Linked DNA regions of Homo sapiens: region 2 is linked to region 1. A link is a loop called in an ENCODE intact Hi-C map of the cell type or tissue named here. Cell type or tissue: dorsolateral prefrontal cortex. All regions are shown on one strand. Links, peaks and the distances in the headings refer to the core of each region. The heading gives the core; the rest is flanking DNA. Region 1 holds the start of MIR6818 (microRNA 6818). Region 2 holds the start of HORMAD2 (HORMA domain containing 2).

Region 1 (15,003 bases), core at 6,252-11,251:
GCTTCTAAAACTTTTCCAAAATGGGATGGATTTAGTTTTTATTTCTTCTTGCACCTCATATTCTCTCAACCTCATCTTTTTATAGCTCTCCTTCAGGAAATGTATAATACCTAGCTTGAGCTCAAGAAAAGCAGTTTAAATGGGAAGTAGTTTAACAGAATTGTCTTCCATCCAAGTAATTGCTGTTTCCTATTCTGTAGCTCCTCTCCCAGGGAGAACAAAGCTTTATACTCTGAACACTAAAGTGAAATCTGTTTTGTGCTTTTGTTGTTGTGGTTTCTTCCAGCCCTGCTAGCACTTATTTTACAACCTGTACCACTATATATTAGAGGTTCTGCTTAATATTTTTTAAAATAACATGCTGCCCTAGGACTGTGTATGTTTTCAAGGAAGAAAGTTATTTTAGATTTACTGAATTTATGTTAGCTTCGTTTCTACCTCTGTTTTGCTTTTTTAAGGAAGATAAAGCCAGATTCATTAGGGCAAATATAGCCAGATTATACCAGCTTGGGTGGCTGTTCTTGCAAATAATCAGCACTTAGTAGTATGGTGTTTCCTGAGATTCCTGGCTGGCAGTTATGATTCCATGACCTGTTAACCTGCCATCATCTAAAAGGCTCTGGAAACCAGAATGTTTTTCATACCCTATTTGGTGTCTTGGCTGGACCTGATCTGAGCTGACATGAGGCTATTTGTTGCTTTATTTATCCCACCTGGTATGAATGATCTATACCTTTCACGAAAGAAATATTAATATTTGTTTAAGGAGATCTTGTTAAGCATGTGAGCCTAATATTATATTCGCTGTCTTACCTTAACGAAAGTTTGGAAAACTCTCAAGTTCTAAAATTTGGACCAAAGGGTTTTGGATGAGGAATTATAGTTCTGTATTGCTACTCGTGGTGATCTTGTTATTGATTTTATTTCTTATTAAGTGTACTGTCAGTCTGAGTGTGGAAGTAGGCAAGTAGCCAGTGTAGGACAAGAGCATGGCTTCTGGGGCCAGACAGGCCTGCCATAATAACCTGTTTTAATTTTGTCCTTTGTAAAATGAGCTCAGTGATACTGTTCTCAGAGATGATTGTAAGGGTTAGATGAGATAACATAACTCTTGATCAGAATTAATTTCTTTCCTCTTTATAATCTTAACCTGACAGGGATCTTTCTAAACTAAAACTATATAATATATGTTACTTTATTATTTATACAATTCTTACCTTTAAAAATACACAGGCTGGGCGCAGTGGCTCACGCCTGTAATCCCAGCACTTTGGGAGGCCGAGGCGGGCAGATCACATGAGGCCAGGAGTTCGAGACCAGCCTGGCCCATGTGGTAAAACCCCATCTCTACTGAAAGTGCAAAAATTAGCCAGTCATGGTGGCATGCACCTGTAATCCCAGCTATTTGGGTGGCTGAGGCACAAGAATCACTTGAACCTGGGAGGCGGAAGTTTCAGTGAGCTGAGATCACACCACTGCACTCCGGCCTATGTGACAGAGTGGAATCCTGTCTCAAAAAATATATATATATTTACATATATGTAACATATGTATATTTCTTTGTTTTTATTCCACCTGTTTTGCAAAATGGTATTCATTTCTTCCTTTCTGCTGTTTATCTTTGGCCTCTAGGGGAGCATGTAACTTCAAGGTTTAAAAACGAGGTGGAGAGGATGGGTTTTGATATGAACAACGCCTGGAGGATTTCCAACATCAATGAGAAGTACAAGTGAGTTATATGGGTCCCTGTGGACTGTTTCACAGCCAGTGCCTTTGCAGAAACCGCAATTCTCATGTGGCAGAACATTTGAACTTAGACTTTTTATTTGAAATGGTTTTATTTATTAAATCTAAAGGCATGATCTTCAGAGTATTTATTGAATCTTCTGTTCCCGTTGCTATCATTGGAGTGGAAAGTGATCCTTACTTAACAGGATCCTAGAACCTTCCCTTTTACCCCCTCTAGGCCTCTGTTTTTTCTGGTACATGCATGTCTAAATAATATTGTATTTGCCTGTAGGCAGGCAGTTACCATTTTTCTCATCACCACTTGGCATCACATTAGAGAGAGGATCAGTGGTCTCATAAGCAGTGACAGAACATTTATGAACTAGTTTTTATGACTGTAATTTTACTCCAGGTGGTGTGAAATAGACATAAGTACAGTTGAGTATCCCTTATCTGAAATTCTTGGGACTGTAAATATTTCAGATTTTGGATTTTTTTCAGGTTTTGGAATATTTGCATGAACATAATGAGATTATCTTGGGCCTGGGACCCAAGTCTAAACACAAAATTATTTGTCTCATATACACATTATACAGCTGGAAGGTAATTTTGTACAATATTTTAAATAATTTCATGCATGATGTTTTTTACGAAAAGTTTTGACTGTGACTTGACTGTGACCCATCACATGAGGTCAAGTGTAGAATTTTCCACTTGTGGCATTATGTCAGCACTCAAAGTTTTGGATTTTGGAGCATTTCAGATTTTTGGATTAAAGATGCTCAGTCTGTATTATTCTGTCCTTTAATATATTGATCTAAAACCAACTTCACTGCTATGATCATTTAACCATTAAATATTAATGTAACCTTTATTTGGCTGGACATGGTGGCTCACACCTGCAATCCCAGCACTTTGGGAGGCCAAGGCAGATCAGCTGAGGTCAGGAGTTCGAGACCAGCCCAGCCAACATGGCGAAACACTGTCTCTACTAAAAATACAAAAATTAGCTGGGCGTGGTGGTGCATGCCTGTAGTCCCAGCAACTTGGGAGGCTGAGGCAGGAGAATTGCTTGAACCTGGGAGGTGGAGGTTGTAGTGAGCTGAGATTGCACCACTATATTCCAACCTGGGTGATAGAGTGAGACTCTGTCGCAAAAAAAAAATTAATGTAACCATTTAGCCATTACCCAGTTCCTTAAAATGTGTAAGTGCGTTGGTGGGGGAGGACAGTTAACTACTATGATTTTGGTGATCCAAATTTCTATAAAACAAAATTGTCCATGATAGTTAAATATCTTAAATCTTTAACTATATCCTTCTTGGCCAGGCGCGGTGGCTCACGCCTGTAATCCCAGCACTTTGGGAGGCTGAGGCAGGAGGATCATGAGGTCAGGAGATCGAGACCATCCTGGCTAACACGGTGAAACCCCGTCTCTACTAAAAATACAAAAAATTACCCGGGCATGGTTGCAGGTGGCTGTAGTCCCAGCTACTGGGGAGGCTGAGGCGGGAGAATGGCATGAACCTGGGAAGCGGAGCTTGCAGTGAGCTGAGATTGTGCCACTGCACTCCAGCCTGGGCAACCGAGCGAGACTTTGTCTTAAAAAATAAAAAAAATAAAAAAAAAAAATATATATATCCTTCTCCTACGTTTCCCTGCATCATTAATCATTCTGCGGTCCTCTTAGCTGTCTCAAATTATGACGGGCATTTTCCTGGTCTGTTTGTGGCTAGCCGTCAGAGTTTTCACTGGAAAAGCTATAGCTAATTGCTATACACAGTTCTTAATGTGGACCTTCTCCAGGGAGTTGAGAACCCAGGGTGTTTTGAAGAGTTGGAGCTGCAGACTTTTTATACTTTTGCCTGTTCTCAGTGATGAGTCAAAGCAAAGAAGGAGGGTGAATGCTGGATGAGGGGGCGGCCTCAGAGAGCCTGTGGCTGCATTAGGCTTTCCTGAGTGTAACCTATACTGGAAATTGTTTATCCACAAGTGAGTAGGTAGTGCATACTGAAGAGCTGACTACTGGGAGTGTAGTACCTATAGGACAATGAACAGAATGTTTAGAAAATTAGATCAAGTAAAAAAAAACTGTGAATTAAGACAGACTTGTTGGAAAATAATCCCCAATTCGGCTTTTAAAAATTAACTTCTTGAGAGGCCAAGATAGAGGATTGATTAAGCCCAGGAGTTTGAGACTAGGCTGGGCAACATAGTGAGACCTCATCTCTACAGAAAATTTCTTAAAAATTTGGCCAGGCATGGTGGCTCATTCCTCTAATCCCAGCACTTTGGGAGGCCGAGGCGGGTGGATCACGAGCTCAGGAGATCGAGACCATCCTGGCTAACACAGTGAAACCCCGTCTCTACTAAAAATACAAAAAAATTAGCCAGCGTGGTGGCGGGCGCCTGTAGTCCCAGCTACTCAGGAGACTGAGGCAGGAGAATGGCGTGAACCCGGGAGGTGGAGCTTGCAATGAACCGAGATCATGCCACTGCATTCCAGCCTGGGCGACAGAGCGAGACTCCATCTCAAAGAAAAAAAAATTAGTTGGGCATGGTGGTGCATGCCTGTAGTCCCAGCTACTGGGGAGGCTGAAGTAGAAGAGTTGTTTGAGCCCAGGAGGTCGAGGCTGCTGTGAGCCATGACCGCTCCACTGCTCTCTAGCCCGGGTAACAGAACAACTGTCTCAAGGAGTTTACCAGTTATACCTCAGAACCAGTCTTTAGGATGTTATCACCACCATAAAACAAAATGGGGGGTGGTGGGAAACAACAGGATGTTGAAAGTTCTTCCTACTACAAAGGTAGAAGAGTGAGAGCCAAGTTTACTCTTGAGTTTAATACATAATAAAGGGAATGAGATTCATGGTTAGATATTAACCATCATTACTGGCTCCCAGCTTATTTTTAGGAGTTTGTGAATAGGTGTTAGGAAGTTTGTATAGCTACTCTTAGTCATAGCCATTCTCTTTTGTTCAGTGGCTTTTAAATTCCTGAAAATTCCAGAAGTCTCCTCTTCTGGAAATTGAGGAGAGATTTAGTGCAAAATGATCAAAACCCCCAAATCCTAAGCCATTTTGTGTTTTTCTGCGCTTTCTGCTATGTATAGGATAGGCTAGGGCAGGGGGTTGGTGGTGTTGGTGGAGTTTGTGTGTTTTAGGATTTGGATTAAAGGCCTTATTGCCTTCACTATTGAAAAAAGAAGATTGGATTATCCAGAGAGAGACATTGTCCTGTAAGTAAAAATCTATCGGAAGTATTGCTTCCTAGGATACCGGCTTGACTGTAGCTGGGATCTTCCCTAATTAAAAGAAAGCTTATCCCCCCGCCCCCAGTATAATTTGTTCTGAAGTATGTTTTATGGAAATTATGGTTAATAGCTTAGTCACATTACTAACCTGGTTCAATGGGACTGAGGCTGTGTATGCAGATAGACTGGCTTGTGTTGGTTTTGCATACCCATGGCTGCACCTGTTACCTATAAGGATGACACCCTGTTTGGTTCAAATCAAAGAATGAGTTAATCCTGTGAAGTCTCTGGAAACTTGCAATTGTGGGCTTTTTTCCTTCCCTGAGGGTCTGGTAGAACTGACACGGACTCTCAGTTCTGTAATTGGACTGGGCGCTCATGTAGTTAGAAATAACCTATGTACTTGTTACAGCAGAAGAGTTGTAATGGAGTATAAAGAGCTGACCCTCGACTCCCCTTTTTTTCATTGATAGTTAAGATTGCCAGATTCCCAAAAGGTAGCATCAAGTGGAACAATTCAAGATAGTATCATTTGTTGTATACACATAAGTAAACATTTAAGGCAACAAAACAAAACAAAACACACTTATGGTAACCCATTCTGTTGAGGAGTCCAAAACTCGAATAAAGCGCCTCATTGCCTTTAACTGGTTCTGTGGCAGTGAGATCATCATCCTTATGCTGGCTCACCTAGTGTCTCTCTCTCTCTCCCGTTTTCTCTCTCCCTCTCTTATCCCCTTGACTCTCCCCACTTCTCATCTTCTCTTTAGATTATGTGGTAGCTATCCTCAAGAGCTCATAGTGCCTGCCTGGATCACTGACAAAGAACTGGAAAGTGTATCAAGTTTCAGGTCCTGGAAGCGCATCCCTGCCGTCATCTACAGGTAAGTTAAACTGGACCAGTCCCAGCTTGGGCTGGTGCTGCTGCCTGCTGCATATGGTCTGCTGCCTCTGCTGCTGCTAACCTGGGAAGGGTGGGGAGAGTTCAGAGAACTTTCTAGGCAAGGCTGTACTTCCTTATTGTTAAAGCTTCTCCTCCAGTAACACATCAGTACTGACTGCATTCAGAACACTAGCTGGTTGTTCATTTGAAACAGATAAGAAAGTTTTAGTTGTAAAGTGGCTGGACTTGCTATTTCAATATCCTTCTTACATTCTGTGAGAAGATAATGTGCTTACTAAGCATTTAGCTTCAGCTGTTAGCAGGGCTTTTGGATTGAGAGATGAGTCTTAGAAAGTGATCTTTGGGAATATAGGGTCGAGTTGGCTCTGATTGTCTTTGTGGTTGAAACTTTGACATGTGGAAGAACTCTGTTTCGAGAGGAAGCATTTAGAGAAGAAGACTGAGGCATGACTAGATAGAAGATTTCAGTGATCAGAGGCATGAGAGCCATGGGATGCAAGTTCTAGATGGGGATGGTGGCATGGTGATGGAGCACAGATTTTGGAATCACAGATCTGAATTCAGGTATATTCTTAGACTTCTTGCTAAGGCACCTTGAATAAGTTCCCTAACTGACCTCAGTCTGTTCCTAATGAATACAATGGGAATGGTAGTTCTTATTTTGTAGATATGTTCTGATTCTAAATGAGGGGCTATAAACACTGAGCTTCTGTACCAGCATTTGGAATAGGTTAAATCTCTTGAGTGCTGCTTTTGTAATTCATTGAATATCTTAGTTCTCACAGAATCCTATTAAATTTTAAAGAAGTCCTTCCTTCTTATTCTGGAAATGTTTTGGATGTCATCTCTTTGTAATGTTTACATTCTCCATTTCATTTTCCCAGTTTGCCGGCTTTTTGGACTCTCCCTGAGTTGGGCCAATCCAGTGGCTTACAGTTAGAAACTTCATTCCACTGAAATATTGAGATTGTAGGAAGGGATTTGTCTCCTTGTGGAATTCCTACAGAGGTAACCAGCTTGTTCATTTAGTCTACTAAAGGCAAACTCTGATGCCCACTCTGAATGGAGAGAGATGGAAAAGTATTTGCTCTGGCCCAGTGGAACTCATTACGTTTTTAATCTCAATTCTCATCACTGTTGTTTTCAGACACCCCTAGAAAAGTCAGTCACCAAATTTACCTGTCATTCAAGTGGTAAGGATGCTACAGGAACTAGAGAGTAGTGAAAGCTGAAGGGATTTATGAGTCTTATCAATGATCAGCTCAGCTGGAATGGGGAAAGCAGCCAGTTGCTGCTCTGGCCAACAACTGTGTTAGGTCAGCAGCCCTGGCATCTGTGGGGCTTGCTGACTTTGACCAAAAGGGGGAAGGTACTCTTATTTGCAAAATAAGAGGCTTTAGGTGAATTCTCCCTTTGGGAAGAGAAGCTTAAGAGGGCTGGTTGAAGAAAAACTTCCTTTTTTTCTAAATTTTATTCTAGAGGGCATGCACCTTCTAAAATTAATTCTAGAGGGCATGCACCCTAGGTTTTCCCCCCCTTTTTCTAGAGATACAAGAGGATATATAAATGAAAAATTTTATTTGCAGTTTTTCAGAGAAAGTCTTTCAAAAGATCACAAAGTTCTTGGTGTAGTCATCCATGCAAAATCAGGCAGGTTTCCTGGAACTGGGCTCTGTCTCAGAACATGTGTCTTGTATCGCTGAGATGCAGACTGGGTTGCTGTAGTATTTGGGAGCTTTGTAAGGGGCGTGTGGAAGAATCGGATCCTCCACCATGCTCTGCTTTGCCAGCCTAGGTGGCAGGATGCCTGGAACTCTTGACATCCATTTCCTGAATTTAGTTGTCTGTAGATTGGGTCATGATTCCTGAGGTTGCCAGCAGCAGTTACTTGACAGCACCATGCTGAACCAGCGCTTGATTAGGGCTTTGTCCTACTGTGATGAGAGAGCACTTAATTGGATTTATAACTGAAGGTAGAGATTGCTCTAACATAGCAAGATGATGTAAAGGGCACCCATCTGTAGTGCAGTTCACAGCTTTTTCCTTTGTGCATGTGGTGATTATTCTAAACTCCTAGTTACTTAAGGGAGCTTGCCTAAATCTAAGTTGAGGTTACTTAAGACAATTCTGTTCCTATATAAAATTGAAGCATTCTGTGTTTTAGTAGGGAGGGCTTTATCTGTTGGACATCATAATTTTTATACTTTGCCTGGTTCTGTTAGTGATAGAAATGCATTCCTTTAGTGATTTTTAACTGTAGTGTTTGAATTATCTTTCATGTAGTCTGAAGCATTTTAGAAGACTGCAGAAAACATAATTGTTTATTGCAATAGTCCAGTTGAAATCTAATAGCTACTATAATGCAGTGTCCCCTAAAACCCAAGATCCAGGCTGAAGAGCGCCATCTACTGCTCCTCTTGGGCACTGCTGGGAAGCATTGAAGAAGAGGAGGATGTTCAGGAAAGGCCCAACCAGCCTCTTGTGCAGGGTTTGGAGTCATTCAGCTCAGTGGTTGCCTGTTATTTGCTAGGAGACATTTTATAAAGAATCATTGAGGTTTTATTTCTATTTTGGCCCCATTCAGCACGTGAGCCAGTTGAGCATGTTGGCAATACACAAGTACTTACAGCTACTTGTCTCCCAGGGAGGGAGGCTTTAAAAACTACAAGCAAACTGGTGATTTCAGTGGAATTTGATTAGTGCCAAATTTAACTTATTTGTGAGTTTTAGGAGTAAAAACAAATTACAGTACATTTTCATCGTCCCAAAAAACCCATTCACAGGGCACCCAGCCACCCTAGCCCTGAATAATTAAGATGTCCAATGGATGAAGCCCCTGCTAGTAAAACATAGAGTGCTTCAGTTTTATATAGAAACATACTCGTTTTAAGTAACCCCAACTTAGAATTAGGCAAGCTCCCTTAAGTAACTACGAGTTTATAATAGTCACTACATGCAGAAATCTACTTCCATCTTTATAGATTCGCCTATTCTGGATACTTCATGTTAATTGTCGTACAATAAGTTGCCTTTTGTGACTGACTTCTTTCACTTGTCATAACATATTTGAGGTTCATCAGTGTCCTAGCCTGTATCAGAACTTTATTCCTCTTTACTGCCAAGTAATAGAATTTTTCTAACTTTTTATCAGTTAAAATTGCCTAACTAGGAAAAGTCTGGGTTTTAATAGCACCTTAAAGTAGACTGTGATTTCTGGTCTGTCTTATTGGAAAAGGATATGTCAGAGTATGGTTTTCTGAGGTTGATGCTCTTCTTCTCTTTCTTAAGAGCCCTAGGAAGGGTAGCTGGCTCATTGAGCTATCTGCCTATTATAAGAGCAGTCTGTGACTCATGAAATCTCAGGAGATTTTGTAAAGCAGTTCACTGTGGGCCAGGTAAATGTTTTATTCCCAGAGGCGGGCTCTTGGTTCAGCATTAAGAAGGTAGCAGATTTCACTATTGGGTAGCAGAATTAGTGTAGTACCTATAGATTTAAGTTACGAATATTGATTTATTTTCACTAAGAGTACACATTAATTCTTTTTTGTTTTTTGGAAATGGGGTCTTGCTCTGTCACCCAAGCTGGAGTGCTGGAGTGCAGTGGCACAATCATAGCTTTCTGCAACTTCAGCCTTCTGGGTTCAAGGGATCCTTCCACCTCAGCCTCCTGAGTAGCTGCGACTACAGGCATGTGCTACCATGCCTGGCTAATTTGTAAAAACTTTTTTGTAAAGATGGGGTCTTGCTATGTTGCTCAGGCTGGTCTTGAACTCCTGGGCTCAAGTGATCCTCCTGCCTCAGCCTCTCAAAGTGCTGGGATTGCAGAGTGAGCCTCCATGCCTGACCCCTGTTAGTCATTTTTTTGGGTAACTTTACAGGGATCTCCGTGATGTTATGGTAATTGAGAAAGACACACAGGTTTTGTTGTTTGTTCTTGTTGGTTGTGTAAGATTTCTACCCTCTTTAATACTGAGAGGACTTGAAGCTGACCCAACACTTACCTAGAATTAGACTGTTCATTAAGGCACTTAAAATCTATTTTGTGTGAGTACAGAGAGCATCTGAATGGGTACAGTTGTTGTCTCTTGTTCCTCACACAGGCACCAGAGCAATGGAGCTGTCATTGCCCGCTGTGGACAGCCAGAGGTTAGCTGGTGGGGCTGGCGAAATGCAGATGATGAGCATCTGGTACAGTCAGTAGCCAAAGCTTGTGCCTCTGACTCCCGATCGAGTGGCAGCAAGCTGTCAACTAGGAACACTTCTCGAGACTTTCCCAATGGGGGAGACCTTTCTGACGTGGAGTTCGGTAAGGTGCTCCCTGGACCCATGGCAATGATTTTTATAGCATCTAAGAACCTTTTCTTGAAATGGCCTCTTCCTTACAAGACATAGATTTACTTTTATAGAAGTGAATGTGCAGAGCTTCACTTGATGGGATTGATTGAGGAGTCATGGGTCTTGGCAGAGAATCAGAAGACCCTTTGTTTCAAACCTGAATCAAGATATTAGTGTGTTTGTTGTCTTTCTTGCCATTGTGACAAAAATGGAGTGTTTATGTAATAGAGGACTTGCAGTATCTGCAGACCATGGCAGGAAATGCCAGGCTTCATGAAAGGACAACAGATACAGAAATGAAGTATAAGAGACTGGGCTGTGTGAACCCCATGTGTACTCTGGGAGTCAGTTTTGGAGAATAAATCCTTCTCATCTTTCATAAGAAGGCCACATAGAAAAAAAGAGAAAAATCCTATGTATCAAGGGTTTTGGTTAGGGGATTTCATTTTATTGAGCCTTTTTTGTGCCATAAGATGTGCTTGTGGGTCTAATTCTGCACAGTTCTGGGAGAGACAGGCTCATTTAGTATGCCCTCTCCCTCTGTGTCCCTAGATTCTTCTCTGTCAAATGCTTCAGGAGCAGAGAGTTTAGCCATCCAACCGCAGAAGCTTTTGATCTTGGATGCACGCTCCTATGCAGCTGCTGTGGCAAACCGAGCCAAAGGAGGAGGCTGCGAATGCCCAGGTGAGGTGTATGGTGCTTTGTTCCCCATACTTTCTCCTTGTGAGTGTAGCCCTTGCCCAACTGAGACTTAGTTCCCAATTTGAAATAAGTGGCAAGCCATATTCCTCATCCATCCTGTCGTGAGAGTGCCAGAGCTTCTCTTTGGATTCTTAACACTGTATGTTCTTTTCTGAGGAGAAATGGAGGAGGAGGTGCAGTGAAGTCACATAATCTTCCTTCCTTGTGCCAACTTGTAGGTGATAAGGAAAGCAGATCTTCCCCATAATAAGACCTGTTCATGTTTGGAAGCTGCTGCTTTAGTGGGCTCAATTTCTCAGCCGTCTAAAAGCTTTTTGTTGCCTTTGACAGAGGGTATGCTCACCACTGGCCTTGTAGCAAACTCCTCAAGGGCCTCTCCTTAGAAAACCTGGGGTGAAAATTGAAGCAGTAAATACAGAACCCTAGTAAGGTATCTCTGTCCTGAGCTGTAACACCATTACTGTTGGAATGCTAGCTTTCCCCAAGGAGGGACCCCCCTCAGTGCCTATGGCACAGGCAGAGGCACCAGGCTCTTTGTTCAGATGTGGTCTAAGCTGGAAATTGAAAGCAGCTGTACCAAGGTGAAATTTGAATGTGTGAACGCATTGTTCTGTGGAGTTCTTTTCAAAGAGATTTCAAAGCCACAAGTTAGATAAGGCCCAAGAAGTAAAGCCAGAGTGAGATCGAAGTAGGCCTTTCTTTTAAAAAATAATAGCTTTTATTTTATGTCAGTATCTTCTTTACAAATCTAACCTTCCCTTTTCACGCTTTTTGAAAAGATAGCTAAAATTCAGTGTGTTCCTCTTATTATAAAGGATTGGGCTAATAGTTAAGCATTTCAAAACATTTCAGTTTCGTTAATCAGAAGCTGCAGTGGGTTTGTTTTATAGCCAGTTTGCTTTTAAATTTGGCCATGTGGGCTTTAAGTTCAACGTATTTGTGTTCTCTTTATTGTTACTCTCTCCAGAGTATTACCCAAACTGTGAAGTTGTGTTTATGGGGATGGCAAACATTCATTCTATTCGGAGGAGTTTTCAGTCTCTGCGGTTGCTGTGCACTCAGATGCCAGATCCGGGAAAGTAAGTCCTTGGCCTTGGCTTTCATTTTGCATTGCTCTTAAATAATAAGTTTGCTTCTTTCCTTGAACTAAGGGGGAAAAAAAGAAAAAAAAATTAATTTGGAGCAGTCTTTCCTTCTGTTTCTTGGTAATCTTCAGTTACCAGACCAGTCTCTGCAAGTATCTCCTTGCTGGGTCTGAAATGTGGCAGCACAGAGGAAGAGTTGGGAGAAAATACAGCCATTTGAAAGGTTTTAAAATCTGCAGCACAGAAGAAATCTCAGCATCAAAACAGAAGCATTACCTTACTGTTTGTCCTGGGACCTTTCCCTTCCACGTCATTTTTAGCCCAAAGAAATTTAATTCTTCAGTTTCTGATGTCCCATAGTGATACATAACCTGTTTTGAACTGGGATGTTTTATCATGAAAAGTCAGAATTTATTCATCATGTTCTAAAGGGTTTAAACTTGCCATTAAGTCAGTTCCTTTTACATCTGCTTTCAATTTCTAAACTGTTCTCATTTACTAAGCATATTATCCTGATTCTTATTGCTTATTAAATATGAATGGCTGGCATTTGCAGTGAGGAAGGTGAACTAATACCCCCTCCAAGGGTACTGATTGAATACAAGATAAATTAGGAAGAATGCTCTGTAAAACAAATATGGACAGATAAGTATTTAAAAATCCTGTTTTACTATTTCAGGAAGCCAGAGATAGGTGCCAGAGAAGACAGAATTTTCTTTTTTCTGGTATTTGTGCTGGAGCCCATAGTTGTTTCTCTGGGTCCTATTCAGTAGATCTGATGATCACATCAAGTTTTACTGCGTTCTTTATTTGATTTATTAAATCAGATGCTGCCTAAACCACTTATATTGACTGCCAGTAGCAAATGATTAAATTCACCGTAGTTGTCATCAGCCAAGAGGATGAAGCAGTGCCTTTGGGGAAAGCCTGACCGGAGAATTGAGCTTGCTGCCTCCTTTGGGGATTAGCCATTTGCATTTGCTACACAGTTCCAGGTCCCAGCTAGCAGCGCTTTCTTCCCTAGGGTGGTATGTAGAAGGAGCCTTACTAAGGACCCAGGAGATCGGCCGCGAACTGTGTAACCTTGGCCAAGGGGTTTAACTACTGTAGATCTCAGTTTTCCTGTCTATAAAATGAAAGACATGTAATCAACACTACATGATCTAATACCCTCCATATATTAAAATTCTTAAAGAGCTATCAGAGTCAAAAAAGATAGAATTAGCCCTCACCTGGTCCACATAAATGTCTTGGGGATTTTATTAAAGGTAATGCTTTTATGTATTTGGCAGCAAATCATAATGCTGCACTGAAGTCTCCCTCATGGGTAAAAAGCAGCTGTAGCAGTGATGGGCAGCTGTAATTAGGCCCCCGGCCTGTGTTTGGGGCTGTGGAGGATAGGGGAATGGTAGGCTTCTAGTGCAGGTTGAGAACAGGACAAGGGAATGGGGAGTCTCTCAGCAGCCCCTCCTTGGCTGGCAGGTTTTGGAGTACAGCTTCATTAGTCACAGACAACACCAACTGGTATTAAATAATAGTTTAGTTAGGTTCAAAAGAACCTCACACCGGTTCTCTTGTTTACCATTTCTTCAGGTGCTAGGAGATAATTTAGTATTTGTTCTCCTAAGCCTTATCTTTTAGTTCCTTTCAAGAATATGTGAGGAATGAAATAAACAATTGATCCATCAGGAAAAAATGTTTCTCAGGTACCTGCTAGGAGATAGAAAGTCTTACGATTGGATTTTTACCCATAACAGACTTACAATTCATTAAACAGTGGGACTCCCTACTGTATGCTAGGCACTGTGCTGGGGGTACAGTTATGACTGAGACATAGTGTTAGCCCTCTGAGGAGTCACAGTCTGGTTGGTAGTCCAAACAAATCCATATACAACCAGTACTTATGCACTGCATTCTGTTGTCTCTTTGCCTGGAAAGACCCCCACCTCCTTAGACTATGCCAAAATTTCATACTTATTCCACAGGGTTTAGTAGGCCTTTACAGCCTTCCCACAGTCCCCTGACAGAAATGTTTATTTCTTCCTCTGACTCAGTGTTTGAAAGACTTGACTTGTGATCTTAACTACAAATCTGATCACATTTGGGAAAAATCAACTCCTTTTTAGGGATTGGGAGGGGTGAGGGAAAGCACAAGAAACAAAATGCAACAGAGTTTAAAAAGCAAGTGTGATTAGCTTGTGATTACTCCCAAGGGGCAGCTACTGCTATCTGATACTCCGAAAGTGAGATGGAGTCTCTCTCTCTCATCCATGCTGGAGTGCGGTGGCCTGATCTCAGCTCACTGCAACCTCCACCTCCCGGGTTCAAGTGATTCTCCTGCCTCAGCCTCCTGAGTAGCTGGGATTACAGGCGTGTGCCACTATGCCCAGCTAATTTTTGAATTTTTAGTAGAGATGGGGTTTCACCATGTTGGCCAGGCTGGTCTGGAACTCCTGACCTCAAGTGATCCACCCACCTCAGCCTCCGAAAGTGCTGGGATTACAGGCATGAGCCACTGCGCCCGGCCTCTAAAAGTCTTTCAAAAAAAGGTTCTTCCTAGATCGCTGCTGAATCCAGTCTGTGTTGAGCCCAGCAATACTGTGTGGCCATTGGTATACTAATTTGTATCAGTATAAATTATCAGATTGGGCTCATCTTGTTTTAGTCAGTAAACATTAAAGAATTAAACAGTGGTAAGTGTTACAGTCTGGGTCATAGGCAGGGTTGTGTGTACCATTCTTGTATATGGCATCCAGCTTATGTCTCATAGATATATTTGTATTCATGAGTTTTTCTTTTCTTTTCTTTTCTTTTTTTTTTGAGAACTTGTTGGGCGTAGTTGCTGATCATTAAATATAAATATCTTCTGTTTTACATCTCAGAAGTGGCTACATTTTTTATTCAGGAGAAGATTCCAGAAAGAGCCACTTTCCTTATACCATGGACTGAAAAATGTCAAATATTTTGCCCGGGGAATCATCCATACAGATTTTGGA
Region 2 (15,003 bases), core at 3,461-8,460, 75 kb after region 1:
GGGAATAACATCATTTTACACGTCAACGAAACTTCACATTCAGAAGACAGAATCAAGTAGCTAAATAGAACATTTCCATAATGCTTGAGAATTCAATATCTTTCTTGACATCATTTCTTAGTCTAGGCACTCAAGCAAGCAGCAGCTTTACACTTACAGCCCCTGTCATTTCCTGTTCTAGTTCATTAAACCCTAGGCTTTCCCCAAAAACTCACAACCCTCATGGAGATCCTTCTGCCAGTCAGAACAGATTCATTTGAAGGAGGCAGAAATTGATATGCAGCTCTGAGTGAGGATGACGGCCATAATAAATTGCCACCTACACATGGAATTATATTTTGTAGGATGACACTATGTGGGCAGAAGCAGCAGGAATTATGTTTAGACCTTATAGTTGGGGACTTATTTCATATTGACTGCTTTCTCCTTGGCTGCCAAAGGATGGATAAAGTTCAGAAGCTACAGCTCGGTTGGCAACTCTTTACCTTTGCCTTTCTTTCTACAAAATACCCCAAATAAGCTAGCAATATAGCCAGTTCACACGCAAAGGCTTGAATCAAAACTACAGTTCTCTAAATCATTTTGCTTCTCTTTTCTCGGTGATGCTTAAAATTCTAGGATTTCAGAGTCACGTTCATAAATACATTTATAAGCACCAGTGACCACTCCCTGCAATCAGATGGCTACTGCATGCTCCAATGGAAACCAGAATAAAAAGACATCCCGACATAGAAATGAGCGCTTAAAATAAGGCAGCTGAAAAGAAAAAGCCACATTTAACTTAACCTTACTGAGGAAGGGGACAAAGATGAGGGAGGACTCTCTCTACTCAGCTTTTCTCTTAATCGTAAGTGAGACACTTGGAATTGCAAAAGCAACATTTAGCTTTCAGAAGCATGTTGCTGCCAGGAGTGGAAAGAAAGGATCTTACACCTCCTTTTCTCTCCTCATTCTAAAGTGGTGGGCAAAATGTCTGCTTTTATTGGTTTGAGGTATTCTAACCATTGCCAAAGAACAAGTAAAGAAAATGATATACACATGCTCTCCTCCTAAAAATGTCACCTCTTTTGTAAAGCTGTCTTGATTCCCAATTCAGAATGTGTAGCTTCCTTCTCTACATTCTATCATATACTTTATACCTCCATTAGTATCACAGATCTCCCTCTCTCACTAAACTGTAGAATTCCATAGTTTGGGGACCAAGTCATTACCTCTGTGATCCCCGCAGTGCAAGGTAGAGTGCTTTATTAATGGTAGGTACAAAATAAATGCTTGATGAATGAATGTGGTGGTGTCAACTTCATAACTGGACATTATGCTTTTCAGAGTTCCAATAAATGTTGAAAACAAATAAAGAAACTACCCTTCCTACTTAGCTGCTCCCTCCATCCCAATCTCTTTTTCTCTATATTTGGTATCACGATTGTGTACACTGAAGAGGGAGACACATCTAATGGGAAATATCCTCCTGGGAAGATATTTTATATTCAATATTTCTATTTTGATAACCCTCCAATGAACCATTTTTTGGGGGAGGATTTCCAAGGTTAAACTGAACTTGATGAGCAGAGTTCCGATCATTTTAGGTAGGCAAAAGATAGCTCTGCTGGCCAGGCGCAGTGGCTCACGCCTGTAAACCCAGCACTTTGCGAGGCTGAGGTGGGCAGATCACTTGAGGTCAGGAGTTCGAGAGAAGCCTGGCCAACATGGTGAGACCCCGTCTCTACCAAAAATACAAAAATTAGCTGGGTGTGGTGGCGCATGCCTGTAATCCCAGCTACTCAGAAGGCTAAGGCAGGAGAATAGCTTGAACCCGGGAGGCGGAGGGTTGCAGTGAGCCGGGATTGCACCACTGCACTCCAGCCTGGGCGAGAGAGTGAGACTCCATCTCAAAAAAAAAAAAGATAGCTCTGCTTCTGGTGACACAGTGCACTGTCAGATGCCTCGGAATAAACTATAAAGGTCTAAAAACTGAAAGCATGACGCCAAGACTCCCCTAACCAGGTGCTGCCTATATGAAATGATCAAGAAGAACAAGAAAGAAACCCTGAATTCTTTTTAACTAACAACGAAAAATGGTCCTTAGCCCTCAAAAAACAAAGCTCAAACTAGAGACTGATTGGTGACTGACAACTGTTTCAGGTACAGAGTCAGGTGATGTAAATGTGTCTAAAGAGAGAAAGGTCAAATTTAGCCAATGAAAGTCATCTCAAATAAGATTCCCTCCTCTATTTTCACCTGTGTCATGTGTTATTTTACTACTGGGGTTTGGCAAAACTTCAGCTGGAGACTTTTTACCTTTGTCAAAATTCTGGTTATTTGGAAATTTCTAAACTGATCAAGTTCTGCCACAATGCACATTTTCTACTTGCAAAACAAACAAAATGCTTTGACAGGGACAATTCCCAGTCTCTTATCACTGAAAGGTACAAAGGAAGCTGGGAAGTTGTTTGAATATCATATAGCACTTTTGAGTTCATTAGGCCATTATCCCCAGGGCTGTATTTAATCAAGATGAAAAAGCACAGGCTCAAAGCCTTTTTAGTTGACAAGAAGCGAGTATTTGGCTTGGGACTTCTGTGTCTGAGTTGTAAGTCAGGTTCACAGAAAAGTAATCAGAAACTAGCCTGACTGGAGACAAGAAAGAGTCTCAAAATAAGAGGTATGAGACCATGGGTTGTACATGTGACCCGGCCTCTTAAGAAGCTTAGGGACCTTGAGCAAATTACTTATATTCTCATCTGTAAAGTAAAGGACTAGACTTGGAGTATTTCTAAAGCCCCCTGTAACACTGTCAATGTTTAATTATCTAATGTTGTTCCTTAAGTAACCGATTCATTCATTCAACTATTTGAATACCTTCAATGTTCACTGAGGAACAGTTAATTCAGGTATCTATTTGAATACCTTCAATGAACATAATAAAAGAAGTAAAAATAACAGCTCTTGACCTCAAGGAGTTAAGCCAGCGGTAAAGATGAAGGCTTTACCCAACAGCTCCTAGCACAGGGGCCAGGCACAGGGGCTTATTAATCCATTCCTTTGGTCACAAGGAGCCTGCCAAATGGTGAGGAAGGAAAGAAGTAAGAGAAACTCCACAGAAGCTCTTCGGAGGAAAACAGGGTAATTTATAATTTCAGTCCACCAATGTCTATTGAGTGCCTACTGTGTGTGCCAGCACTGGGCATCCTGGGGCGACTCCGCCAGATCAGGCCTCTGATGACACTTACTTACTTATTCCAGGTGATAGAGAGAAAAAAACAAAACAGGTTATCAAAGAAATGAAGTCCATGGCTGGGCTTGGGGGCTCAAGCCTGTAATCCTAGCACTTTGGGAGGCTGAGGTGGGTGGATTGCTTGAGGTCAGGAGTTCAAGACCAGCCTGGCCAACATGGTGAAACCCCATCTCTACTAAAAATACAAAAATCAGCCGGGCATGGTGATGCATGCCTGTAACCCCAGCTACTTAGGTGGCTGAGGCAGGAGAATCACTTGAGCCTGGGAGGTGGAGGTGGCAGCGAGCCAATATCACGCCACTGCACTCCAGCCTGGGTGACAGAGCAAGACTCTGTCTCACAAAAAAAAAAAAAAAAAAAAAAAAAAAAAATTAGATTGAGAGAAATTCTATGAAAGAAACAGAATAACGAATAACTGTGTTTGCTGGTGGGGTAGACTGCCAATAGTATAGGGCAGAGAGGGGTAAGTCTTTGGATATGGTAGCAGTTGACTGAGCTCAGATCTGAAGGCAGAAGAAAATTAGAACAGCCAGCACAGAGGGCCTAGTGATCCAGCCAGAGAGGCTGGTAAATGCGGAGGCTGAGAAGGGCTGGTGCAGACAAACCATCTGTGTGGTTGGAGCTTAAAAAGCAGTTACTTCCGGAAAGTATAGGGTGAACGCAGTAGTTCTCAACAGAGGGCAATTTTGCACACCCCATGGGACATTTGGCAAAGTCTAGAGAAATTTTTGGTTGTTATGATGGTGGGGGTGGGGAGAAGGTTGAGAAAACTTGCACTAAAAGAATATTTCAGCCCAAATTTCAGTTTTAGTCATTATGTTCTAAACTCATGTTCTCGCCAACTTGAATAGTTTTTTTTTTCTTTCCTGCAGAAACAAAATAAGAACAGGTTTCAAGTGGCTCACTCTTTCATCTACTCTCTTGGGAAATCCCCTTGGGGAGGTTCATGGGACTCCAGGAGCCTTTGGAAAGCACCACAGGATACGAAATATCTACCTAAACAGGTGAGAAACGATCCAAGGAGCCACACCCCCAACTGCTCCCACAGTTACCAGGGCAGAAAAAACTGAGATTAGGGGTAGGGCACAAAGGAGAATATATTTATGTTTTATTTGCATAATTACAAATTAATGTTAAAAAGAATGCAAAGTCAGGTCCAGGGTAGGGATGAAGAGGTTGCAGATGCCCTCAAGTATTGGAAAGCTCTGGCCTTCTGGCCTTATGTCTTTTTTCTTTCTTTTCTTTTTTTTTATTTTTGAGACAGGGTCTCCCTCTGTTGCCCAGGCTGGAGTGCAATGGTACGATCTTGGCTCACTGCAACCTCAAACTCCCCGGCTCAAGCGATCCTCCTACCTCAGCCTCCCGAGCAGCTGGGACTACAGGCGCACGTCAGGTGGCCCAGCTAATTTTTGTACTTTTTAAAATTTTTTTGAGACGGAGTCTCGCTCTGTCGCCCAGGCTGGAGTGCAATGGCGGAATCTCGGCTCACTGCAACCTCAGCCTCCTGGGCTCAAGCGATTCTCGTGCCTCAGCTTCCCAAGTAGCTGGGACTACAGGCGCGCGCCACCACGCCCAGCTAATTTTTGTATTTTTTGTAGAGACGGGTTTTCAACATGTTGGCCAGGCTGGTCTCGAATTCCTGACCTCAAGTGACGCGCCCGCCTCAGCCTCCCAGAGTGCTGGGATCCCAGGTGGAGCCACCGCGCCGCACTTCTCGGGCCTTCTTCTAACTCGGGTCCCTGGGCCCCCCAGGCTCTCGCTTCCCTCCCCTACGCCGCCCCGCGCCCGCCTCAGACCTCTCTGGGACCCGCCGGCCTGGCGTCCTGGCCCGCCCGAGCCCCACGGTCCCTCGGGTCCTAACCTCGGCGGGGCAGGCACCTCCTCAGGAAGCCCCGGAGCAGGCTGTCGTTGTATAGGTGGCCCAGGCTGGCGGCCCCTGACCGAAGGTCGCGTCGGGTCAGTGTGCAGCCCGTGGCTGAGAGGCGGCTGCTGAGGGGCCGGGCGGGCTAGGGGCCGGCTAGCCGCCGTTCGCCCCTGCTTTGCATATTCATGAAGTCTAGCGAGGCCGGTCGCCCAGGCTAGCCGTGGACGGGTCATGAATTATTCATGAGGAAACCTCTGGTCCCGCCCAGAAAGGCCTCGTTGACTATTCATGAGCCGAGGAGCGGGTTTGGGCCGGAAAAGGCCGTTGACCCCCGGTGGGAGGGAAGCGTCGACGAGCTGAGGTGAGGGCTGTTGAGACGCGAGGTCTCGGCCCAGAGAGGGCACTCGGGCGTTGTTAGTTCTGTCTTTATGTCAAAAAACAATTTTTTTTTCTTTTCTTATTACTTAAGGCTTTAAGTTGGATTTGAAAGTATCATATTTCGTGAGGGCCTAAAGTACTGTGAAGAGAATCGGGAGGGCAGGGGGCTGAGGAGGAAGGCAAAAGGGAGGCGATTTCCCCCAGAACTGGACAGAGAGCACCCAGGTAGTTTTGAAATTCAGATTTTTCTGGACATGAAATCAAACTTGCTGAGCAAGCAGCAGCCATAATGAGCCATGATGAGGCTGGCAGGGCAGACGATGTCTGTGCCCGACATTGGAGGGGGCCGTGTGTGGTGGAGCTTTGGGGAAGTTTATCTTACCTGGGTCAGATTCTCCCCAGCCATTGAGGTTTTCTGCCAGGATCGATGCCTGGTACAGGCCAAGAGGTGAGAGAGGTGGGGACAAGACACCCCGCCCCCCTTGACCTCAGCTCCCCTTTCACTTTAGTGAGGATTTGCCAATTAATCCCTATGGACTTTAGTTCCCTAAACAGAGGGAGAGAGTCTTGAACCTCAGGATTAGCCAATCGCCAAAATGTGTCCGAGTACGCAGGGCACTGGACAGGCTGTGCAGTACATCGTGTACTCAGCTGGTAGAAATGAGGGGTGGTTCTGGCCCCTAAAGGGGTTTTTAATCTCAGCAGGATCATAATCTAATTTCTCCTCCATTGGACCATCAATCTGTTGAGGTAGGAACAGTATTTTACATCTCGTAATCCTGCATGTTGTTGCCTGGCACATTGTAGTTGCCTCGTAGATGTTGAATGAATGAATAATTGAAATAGCATGAAAAAGATATTAAAAAGTCAAAAGAGCATGAACAAATACTCAATTAATATAGTGGAAGCCATTTTCTCTGAATGAGCACAGGTAGGGGAATTACCAGGGCCAAATGGAATTTGTTAAAATGGTGAATAATTTATTGAAGCAAGCTCTGTTGGAAGGTCTAAGTAATTGGGCGAACTTTGGCAAACCAAGTTCCCTTGCTTAGCCTCACTTTCCTTTTCTTTTTTCTTTTTTTTTTGTGAGATGGAGTCGAGCTCTGTGCCAGGCTGGAGTGCAGTGACGCAATCTCAGCTCACTGCAACCTCCACCTCTCGGGTTCAAGCGATTCCCCTGCCTCAGCCTCCCATGTAGCTGGGACTACAGGTGTGCACCACCACGCCCAGCTAAATTTTTTTATTTTTTTTTATTTTTAGTAGAGACAGGGTTTCACCATGTTGGCCAGGATAGTCTCGATCTCTTGACCTCGTGATCCTCCCACCTCGGCCTCCCAGAGTGCTGGGATTACAGGTGTGAGCCACTGCACCTGGCCCCTTTTCTTTATAGTTTTATGTTTAGGTTTAAATCCATGATCCATTTTGCATTAATATTTGTATACAGTGTGAGATTTAGGTTAAGTTTCTTTTAATTCTCTGTTCTTCCCCCCACCCTCCAGATGTCCTTTTGTTTCAGCATCATTTGCTGAAAAAAAGATTCTTCCTCCACAGAATTGGATCTTCTTTAAATCAAAGGGGTTGGAAGATGTCTGTGCTCCCTTCCAGCTTTAGGAATCTATTGAACCCATTTATGTTAACGTACACTTCTTTTGAGTAAAGCCATTCTTAACAACATGCATGTGTAAGGAAGGTAATATAGTTACATTTCAGAATCCAGCTATTGGATAGTGTTCACCTGATAGAAAAGGGATTTTCTTGTAAAAAACGGTTTTTGAAGATTGAGAAAGATGGGTAGAGAGCCTTCATAAATCAACTATGATTATATTTGGGAAAATGTAATAAAACTTTGGCTTTTGCTTCACTTGGAATGGTTAAAAAAGTGGTTTAGGCCTTAGTAAACTAAACAGCAGCTGGCTAATCTTTATGTGAATCTTGGACTCACACATAGTAGGGGTAAAATAGGAAGTAATTGTGCCACCATATAAAATAGGGCAATTGAAGGCGTGGTGTGGTGTCTCATATGTGTAATCCCAAAACTTTGAGAGGCCAAGAGTTCGAGGCCAGTCTGGGCAACATAGTGAGACCTCCCCCTCCACCCGCCCGCCCAACTCTACAAAAATAAAAAATTTTTAAAAATTAGCAGGGCATGGTGGTGCATGCATATAGTCTCAGCTACTTGGAAGGCTGAGATAGGAGGATCACTTGAGCCCAGAAGTTTGAGGTTGCAATGAGCTGTGATTATGCCAGCCTAGGTGACAGATCATGCCACCGCACTTTACTCTGTCTCAAAAAAAAAAAAAAGAAAAGAAAAGAAAAGAAAATGAATACACAACAACAAAAAAAATAGGGCAATTGAGATATAGGTCAAGAGGTAAGCCTAGAGTGAATCTTTACCAGAAAGAGCATAGAAATATTGCCTCTTTCTCAAGAAGATCATAATCCTTGTCACAAAGTAGACATATCAAATGTAAGAGTGAGGGTCAGTTGCAGTGGCTCACACTTATAATCCCAGCACTTTGGGAGGCTAAGAAAGGAGTATTGCTTGAGCCCAGAAGTTCAAAACCAGCCTGGGTAACATAGTGAGACCTCATCTCTACCAAAAATAAAATTTGCTGAGTGTGGTGGCACATGGCCTCTAGTACTAGCTACTTAGGAGGCTGAGGTGGGAGGATCACTTGAGCCCAGGAGGTCGAGGTTGCAGTGAGCCAAGATTGCGCCACTGCATTCCTGCCTGGGTAAACAGAGTAAGACCTTGTCTCAAAAACAGAAGAGGGAATGGTATTGATGAACTGTGAAGTTTCAAATATGTGTGGATCTAATTTGCAAACAAATATATAAGAGAATGACATTGCAAAGTTAGCTTTCAGTTCTTAAAATCCATAGTTATGAAATCTCTTCTAGGTTTTTAGATAATGAGCCTGAACAAAGGGATAACACATAGAAAAAATCAGACCTATTCTCTGAGAATGCATGCTCTCTAGAGTCATACCTCCTGTGAACTTGTGAGCTTTTAAAATTAAGCAGGGTTTGTACTTAAATAGAAGACCTCCACAAAACACCTGCTCAAAGGGAAAACAGTAGCAACAGAATAATTAGAGGCTGAAAGGAGTCTGGCTTTTTTTTTGAGACGGAGTTTCACTCTTGTTGCCCAGGCTGGAGTGCAATGGTGCAATCTCGGCTCACTGCAACCTCCACCTCCCGGGTTCAAGCAATTCTCCTGCCTCAGCCTCTCAAGTAGCTGGGATTACAGGCACCCACCACCATGCCCAGTTTTAGTAGAGACGAAGTTTCACCATGTTTTTTGAAAAAATAATTTAGATCTTTTTGCCTTCCTGAAGCAAGCTCATGCTAGAACACTAGAAAGAGACCCTCCCATGTTTAGAAATAAGTAGGCAAGCCGAAGAACTAAGGAGGCCCTGGTAGTACATCATATTAGATAGAATGAAAGCAAAGGAGAATTTCATTTTGGAGAGTCAGTCTGGAAAAACTTTTAAATTGTGAGCCAGACTTGTTGAGTTTTAGTCTCAGTTCTGTTACTGAGTGGCTGACTAATCCCGGGTAAGTCTAGATTTTGAATTCCCCATCTAGAAAATTAGATATTTGGACTAAATTACTGTCTTAGTCCAGTTTGTACTGCTGTAACAATACCTGAGGCTGGGTAACTAAAAAGAGCAGACATGTATTGGCTTATGATTCTGGAGGCTGGGAAGTCCAAGAACAAGGATATGCATCTTGTAAGGACCTTCTTGCTGTGTCATAACATGGAGGAAGGCATCACCTGGTAAGACAGAGAGAGCAAGGAGAGAGAGAGTGAGTGTGCCAAACTTGCTTTTATAACAAATCCACTCTCCTGATAATGAACCTGCTCCTGGGGTAACAATATTAATCCATTCATGAAGGCACCTAATCACCTCTTAAAGGCCCCAACTCTCAACACTTGCATTGAGGATTAAGCTTCCAAAATATGAACTTTGGGATACACATTCAAACCATAGCAATGATATTTAAAGTTTCTTCTACCTTTAAAATTTTGTGGTATTTTTCTAGACTCTTAATTATTCCTTGTTCCTATAGTTCTTCTCTGTTGACTCAGCAAATATTTAGTTAGTTAAGTTAGGTTTTTAATTTTTTTTATTTTTTACTTATTTATTTATTTTTAAAGTAGAGACAGGGCTTCACCATGTTGGCCAGGCTGGTCTTGAACTGCTGACCTCAAGTGATCCATCCCACCGTGACCTCCCAAAATACTGAGATTACAGGTGTGAGCCACCATGCCCAGCCTCAGCAAATATTTATTGAGTACCTATTTAGTTCCAGTACTGTGATGATGCTGAGAGTTCAAGAATGAGCTAAACGGCCAGGCGTGGTGGCTCACGCCTGTAATCCCAGCAATTTGGGAGGCCGAGGCGGGCGGATCATGAGGTCAGGAGTTCGAGACCATCGTCGCTAACATGGTGAAACCCCGTCTCTACTAAAAATACGAAAAAATTAGCCAAGCATGGTGGCAGTCGCCTGTAGTCCCAGCTACTCGGGAGGCTGAGGCAGGAGGGTGGCATGAACCCGGGAGGTGGGTCTTGCAGTGAGCCGAGATTGCGCCACTGCACTCCAGCCTGGGCAACAGAGCCAGACTCCGTCTCAAAAAAAAAAAAAATGAGCTAAACAAGACACAAAAGATCACATATTGTATGGTTTCATTTATATGTAATGTTCAGAATAGGCAATTTCATAAAGATGAAAGGTAGGTTAGTGGTTTCCAGCGGCTGGGGAAAGGAGAGAATAGGAGTGACTGCTAATAGGCATGGGATTTCTTTTAGGGGTGATGAAAATGTTCTGGAATTGATAGTGTTTGCATTATTTTGTGAATACACTAAATTGATGGTTTATACTATATTAAACAGATGGTTGCAGAATTTTGTGAATATACTAAAACCCACTGAATTATACCTATTAAAAAAACTTTAAAGGCTGGGTGCAGTGGCTCATGCCTGTAATCCCAGCACTTTGGGAGGCCAAAGTGGGCAGATCACTTGAGGTCAGGGGTTCTAGACCAGCCTGGCCAACATGGCTAAACCCCATCTCTACTAAAAATACAAAAATTAGCTGGATGTGGTGGCACACACCTGTAATCCCAGCTACTCAGGACGCTGAGGCAGGAGAATGGCTTGAACCCTGGAAACAGAGGTTGCAGTAAGCTGATATTATACCACTGCACTTCACCTGGGTGACACAGTGAGAGTCCTTTTCAATAAATAAATAAATAAAACTTTAAAATATAAAGAATGAGCTAGACTGACACAACAGCTAGACACAATTTTGCTCTCATGTTAGCTCACAGTAGGTCAGGGGATACTTAAAGACAACTATGGTACAGTATATATTGCAAAGGGCACATAACCCAGACTTCGTAATAGTGGTAGTGGGAATTAGGAAGTCATCCCTTAAGGAAATTTTACTAAGCCATATGATATGGTTTGGATTTATGTCTCCACCCAAATCTCATGTCAAATTGTAATCCCCAGTGTTGGAGGAGGGCCCTGGTGGGGGTTGACTGGATCATGGGGGTAGATTTCCCACTTGCTGTTCTTGTAATTATGAGTTCTCATGAGATCTGGTTGTTTAAAAGTGTGTAGCACCTCCCCTTTCCCTCTCTTCCTCCTTCTCTGGCCGTGTAAAACATGCCTCCTTCTCCTTCCCCTTCTGCCATGGTTGTAAGTTTCCTGAGGTCTCCCCAGCTATGCTTCCTGTGTAGCCTGCATAACTGTAAGTCATTTAAACCCCTTTCTTTATAAATTACCCAGTCTTAGGTAGTTCTTTATAGCAATGCAAGAATGGACTAATACACCATATCTATGAGATGAGTAGGAATTGGGAATGGAGGAGGATGTTTCAGGCAGAAGGAATATTGCAAAATCCTGAGAGCTAGAAGGAATATAGTCCTTTGGGGTAAAGAAGGTAAGAATAGCTGGTAAATAAAAGTATAAGGGAAAATAGAGCTGAGGCTAGGGAGGCATGAGTCAAATCTTGAAGCCATGGTAAGAGTTTTAGATTTTATCCTGAGAGTAGTGGGGAGCCATTGAAGTATTTCAATCTGGGAAAATGCATAGTCGAGTTTGTAATTTAAAAACTCTGGCTGCAATATACAGAACAGACTGGAGAAGGAGAATACCAGTGACAGGAAATTGGTGGTTGCAGCAGTACAGGCAAAAGATGAGACTGGTTGATTTAAAGTAGAGATGACAACAACCTGGCTAAAGTGAGGAGTTGGACACATTTGAGATATATATATATATATGTATGTGCAGGGGGACAGGGTTTCACTCTTGTTGCCCAGGCTGGAATGCAATGGCGTGATCTTGGCTCACTGCAACCTCCATCTACTGGGTTCAAGCGATTCTCCTGCCTCAGCCTCCCAAGTAGCTGGGATTACAGGCATGTGCCACTACGCCCAGCTAATTTTGTATTTTTAGTAGAGATGGGGTTTCTCCATGTTGGTCAAGCATGTGCCACCACGCCCAGCTAATTTTGTATTTTCAGTAGAGATGGGGTTTCTCCATGTTGGTCAGGCTGGTCTTGAACTCCTGACCTCAGGTGATCCGCCCACCTCAGCCTCCCAAAGTCCTGGGATTACAGGCGTGAGCCACTGCGCCTGGCCTACATTTGAGAAATATTAAGGTGATGGAACATGGGAACGAGGAAGGGATTAAGGTTGAGTCACAGATTTTGTGCTTGAGCAACTAGGTATGTGATGATGTCATTCACTGAGCGAGGGAACAGAAGTAAGTTTTTGGGGAAAATAATTCACATTCAAATGTGTTGAGAACATCAAGGTGGAACAGTCTTATGATCAGTTAGAAGAACAAGTCAGCAACTTCTGAGAGAGACCTGGGTTGGGGATATACACATAAGAATCAATAAGATAGAAGTTATACTTGAAACAATGGGAGTGTATTTGTTCATCCAGGGAGTGTGTGGTAGAAGTAAAAAAGAAGAGCTCTGTTTTAGTCTGTTCTTGCATTGCTATAAAGAAATTTCTGAGACTGGGTAATTTATAAAGAAAAGAGGTTTAATTGGCTCACAGTTCCACAGGCTGTACAGAAAGCATGGTAGCATCTGCCTGACTTTTGAGGAGGCCTCAGGAAACTTACAATTATGGCAGAAGACAAAGGAGAAGCAGGCACATCTTACATGGCCAAAGCAGGAGAGAGAGAGAGAGGAAAAAAAAAAAGGTTCTACACACCTTTAAACAACCAGATCTTGCAATAACTCACTCACTTACTATTGCAAGAACTGCACTGAGGGTATAGTGCTAAACCATTCATGAGAAACTGCCCAGATGATCCAGTTATCTCCTACTGTGCCTGGCCATGCCAGCTGCTAGGTAACTGAGTCAGAATTTGAACTTAGGTTCCTTAACTCTAAAGGCTCTTTCTACTAGATTATACTGCTGGTTATTTCTCTCTCTCTCTCTATATATATACATATATATATACACACACATACATATATACATATACAGATCTGTATATGTGTATACACACGTACACACGTATACATATACACACACGTACACACGTGTACATATACACACACGTACACACGTGTACATATACACACACGTACACATGTGTACATATACACATATGTATACACGTATACCTATGTATACATATATACATATATACCTATGTATACATATATACATATATACACATATATACATATATACACACATATATACATATACACACATATATACATATATACACACATATATACATACATATATATACACATATATACATATATGTATAAAATTTAATTTTACTTTTATAAATGTCAATTCCTAAGGAATTTACCAAATGCTAATATTAACCTGCTTGAATCCTTTCTCAATAGCAAGTGTCCTGAATGCCTCAGAGTTTTCAATGGTAATATTAATTTAATCTAGGCCATCCATACATTGCAAAAATATGGATGTAGTAATGCCTTGTGTTCTAATTGGCTGATGCTATTTTCAGAGCTTGATTCCCTAGAAATGACATCAGAATGTCTATGATCATAGAGAAATTTTTAAAACCCTACTAATTTAGAAAACTATTTAGTTTTATTAAGTAAGTTTTAATAAGTAAGTTTTATTAGTTTTATTAATTTTATTAATTAAAAAAGTTAATTTAAAAATTAATTTAAAAATTAAAAAGTAAGTTTTATTAAGTTTTATTAGTTTTATTAATATTAGTATTCTATACTAATATAGAAAACTATTCTAGAAAATCATGATTTCTCTTATTTATTGTGTCTAAGACTAATAACTACCCCAGTAGTGGGTAGTGTATTATGGTTTAATGGGCTGGGACTAGATCTTAAACTCTTAGAGCTACTTTGTTTCCCATTTTATTTTTTGAAATTTAAGGGGGACAACTGATGTATTAGATATGAAGGTTATAGTCTCAAATCAAGTAAAGATAGCTTGGAATCTTTAAGGGTTAAAGAACTATTGGTGGTTTTCAGTCTCATATATAAAATATTGTAAAAGAGTGTCCCCTAGTGCCCCTCTGAAGAAATAATTTGAAAGAAATTTAATATTACCACCTATTTATAATCTCTATCACCACCTTGTGGCAGTGTTCGCAAATAATTCTGCCCTCTTGGGAAAAATCTTCAAGAATCTTGCATTAATGGATACACAAAAACCGGTCACAGGCTATCCTTGGTGATCCAGAATGGAATATCTTTAAAGAAGTTATTTTACAAGTATTTTGGTCAGAACTTCATAAAACCTTGAAAAGAAGCCCCAGTTGAAATTAAATTAAGACTTTGTAAAGAAAAGGGAAAATTTGCTGCTGCTTCTTTTTTTTTTTTTTTGAGATGGAGTCTGGCTCTGTCGGCCAGGCTGGAGTGCAGTGGCGCAATCTTGGCTCACTGCAAGCTCCACCTCCCGGGTTCACGCCGTTCTCCTGCCTCAGCCTCCTGAGTAGCTGGGACTATAGGCGCCTGCCACTATGCCTGTCTAATTTTTGTATTTTTAGTAGAGATGGGATTTCACCATGTTGGCCAGGATGGTCTTGATCTCCTGACCTCGTGATCCACCCGCCTTGGCCTCCCAAAGTCCTGGGATTACAGGCATGAGCCACCATGCCCGGCTGCTTCTTTTTTATATCAACAAAACAATAAGGGTGAAAACTAGATGTATTTTAAATATTAACTTTTTTATTGTGGTAAACTGTAATATGAAACTCAACACCTCAGCTTTTCTAAGTGTACAACTCAGTGACACTAAGCACATTTGCAATGTTGTGCAACCATTATCACTATCCATTTCTAAAACCTTCTCATCATCGTGAACAGAAACTCTATACCTATTAAACTCTTTATTCCTTCTACCCCACCAGCACCTGGTAACCTCTATTCTACTTTCTGTCTCTGTGAATTTGCCTACTGTAGGTACCTCATATAAGTGGGATCATATAATATTTGTCCTTTTATGTCTGGCTTTTCACTTAGCATAATGTTTTCAAGATTTATTCAC

Evidence for each region. Peaks named below come from ENCODE experiments on the same cell type or tissue, not always from the same donor. Only the 100,000 strongest peaks of a DNase experiment are listed, where the experiment ranks them.
Region 2: it touches region 1 in a loop (2.2-fold over the local background); 13 of 110 quality-filtered maps call a loop at or near these places.

Annotation. Positions count from the first base shown.
Region 1 is chr22:29,997,129-30,012,131 of GRCh38, forward strand. It overlaps MTMR3 (myotubularin related protein 3), which reads left to right. Exons shown (of 20, transcript NM_021090.4): 8 at 1,633-1,729; 9 at 5,752-5,865; 10 at 9,986-10,191; 11 at 10,773-10,904; 12 at 11,890-12,001. MIR6818 (microRNA 6818) reads left to right here and starts at 9,921; the gene lies at 9,921-9,985. HORMAD2-AS1 (HORMAD2 and MTMR3 antisense RNA 1) reads right to left here. Exons shown (of 5, transcript NR_110541.2): 5 at 11,618-12,068. In dorsolateral prefrontal cortex, for the core only: CTCF peaks have their summits at 8,300 (motif pointing left) and 8,507; a DNase peak (open chromatin) is centred at 8,313; H3K27ac peaks cover 1,277 bases.
Region 2 is chr22:30,075,032-30,090,034 of GRCh38, forward strand. HORMAD2 (HORMA domain containing 2) reads left to right here and starts at 5,433. Exons shown (of 11, transcript NM_152510.4): 1 at 5,433-5,460. HORMAD2-AS1 (HORMAD2 and MTMR3 antisense RNA 1) reads right to left here and starts at 5,226. Exons shown (of 5, transcript NR_110541.2): 1 at 5,097-5,226. RefSeq lists silencers at 3,465-3,584, 5,034-5,083 and enhancers at 3,635-3,714, 4,889-5,586, 5,424-5,503. In dorsolateral prefrontal cortex, for the core only: no CTCF peak of the experiment used is centred there; DNase peaks (open chromatin) are centred at 3,511, 3,810 and 5,350; H3K4me3 peaks cover 1,108 bases; H3K27me3 peaks cover 951 bases.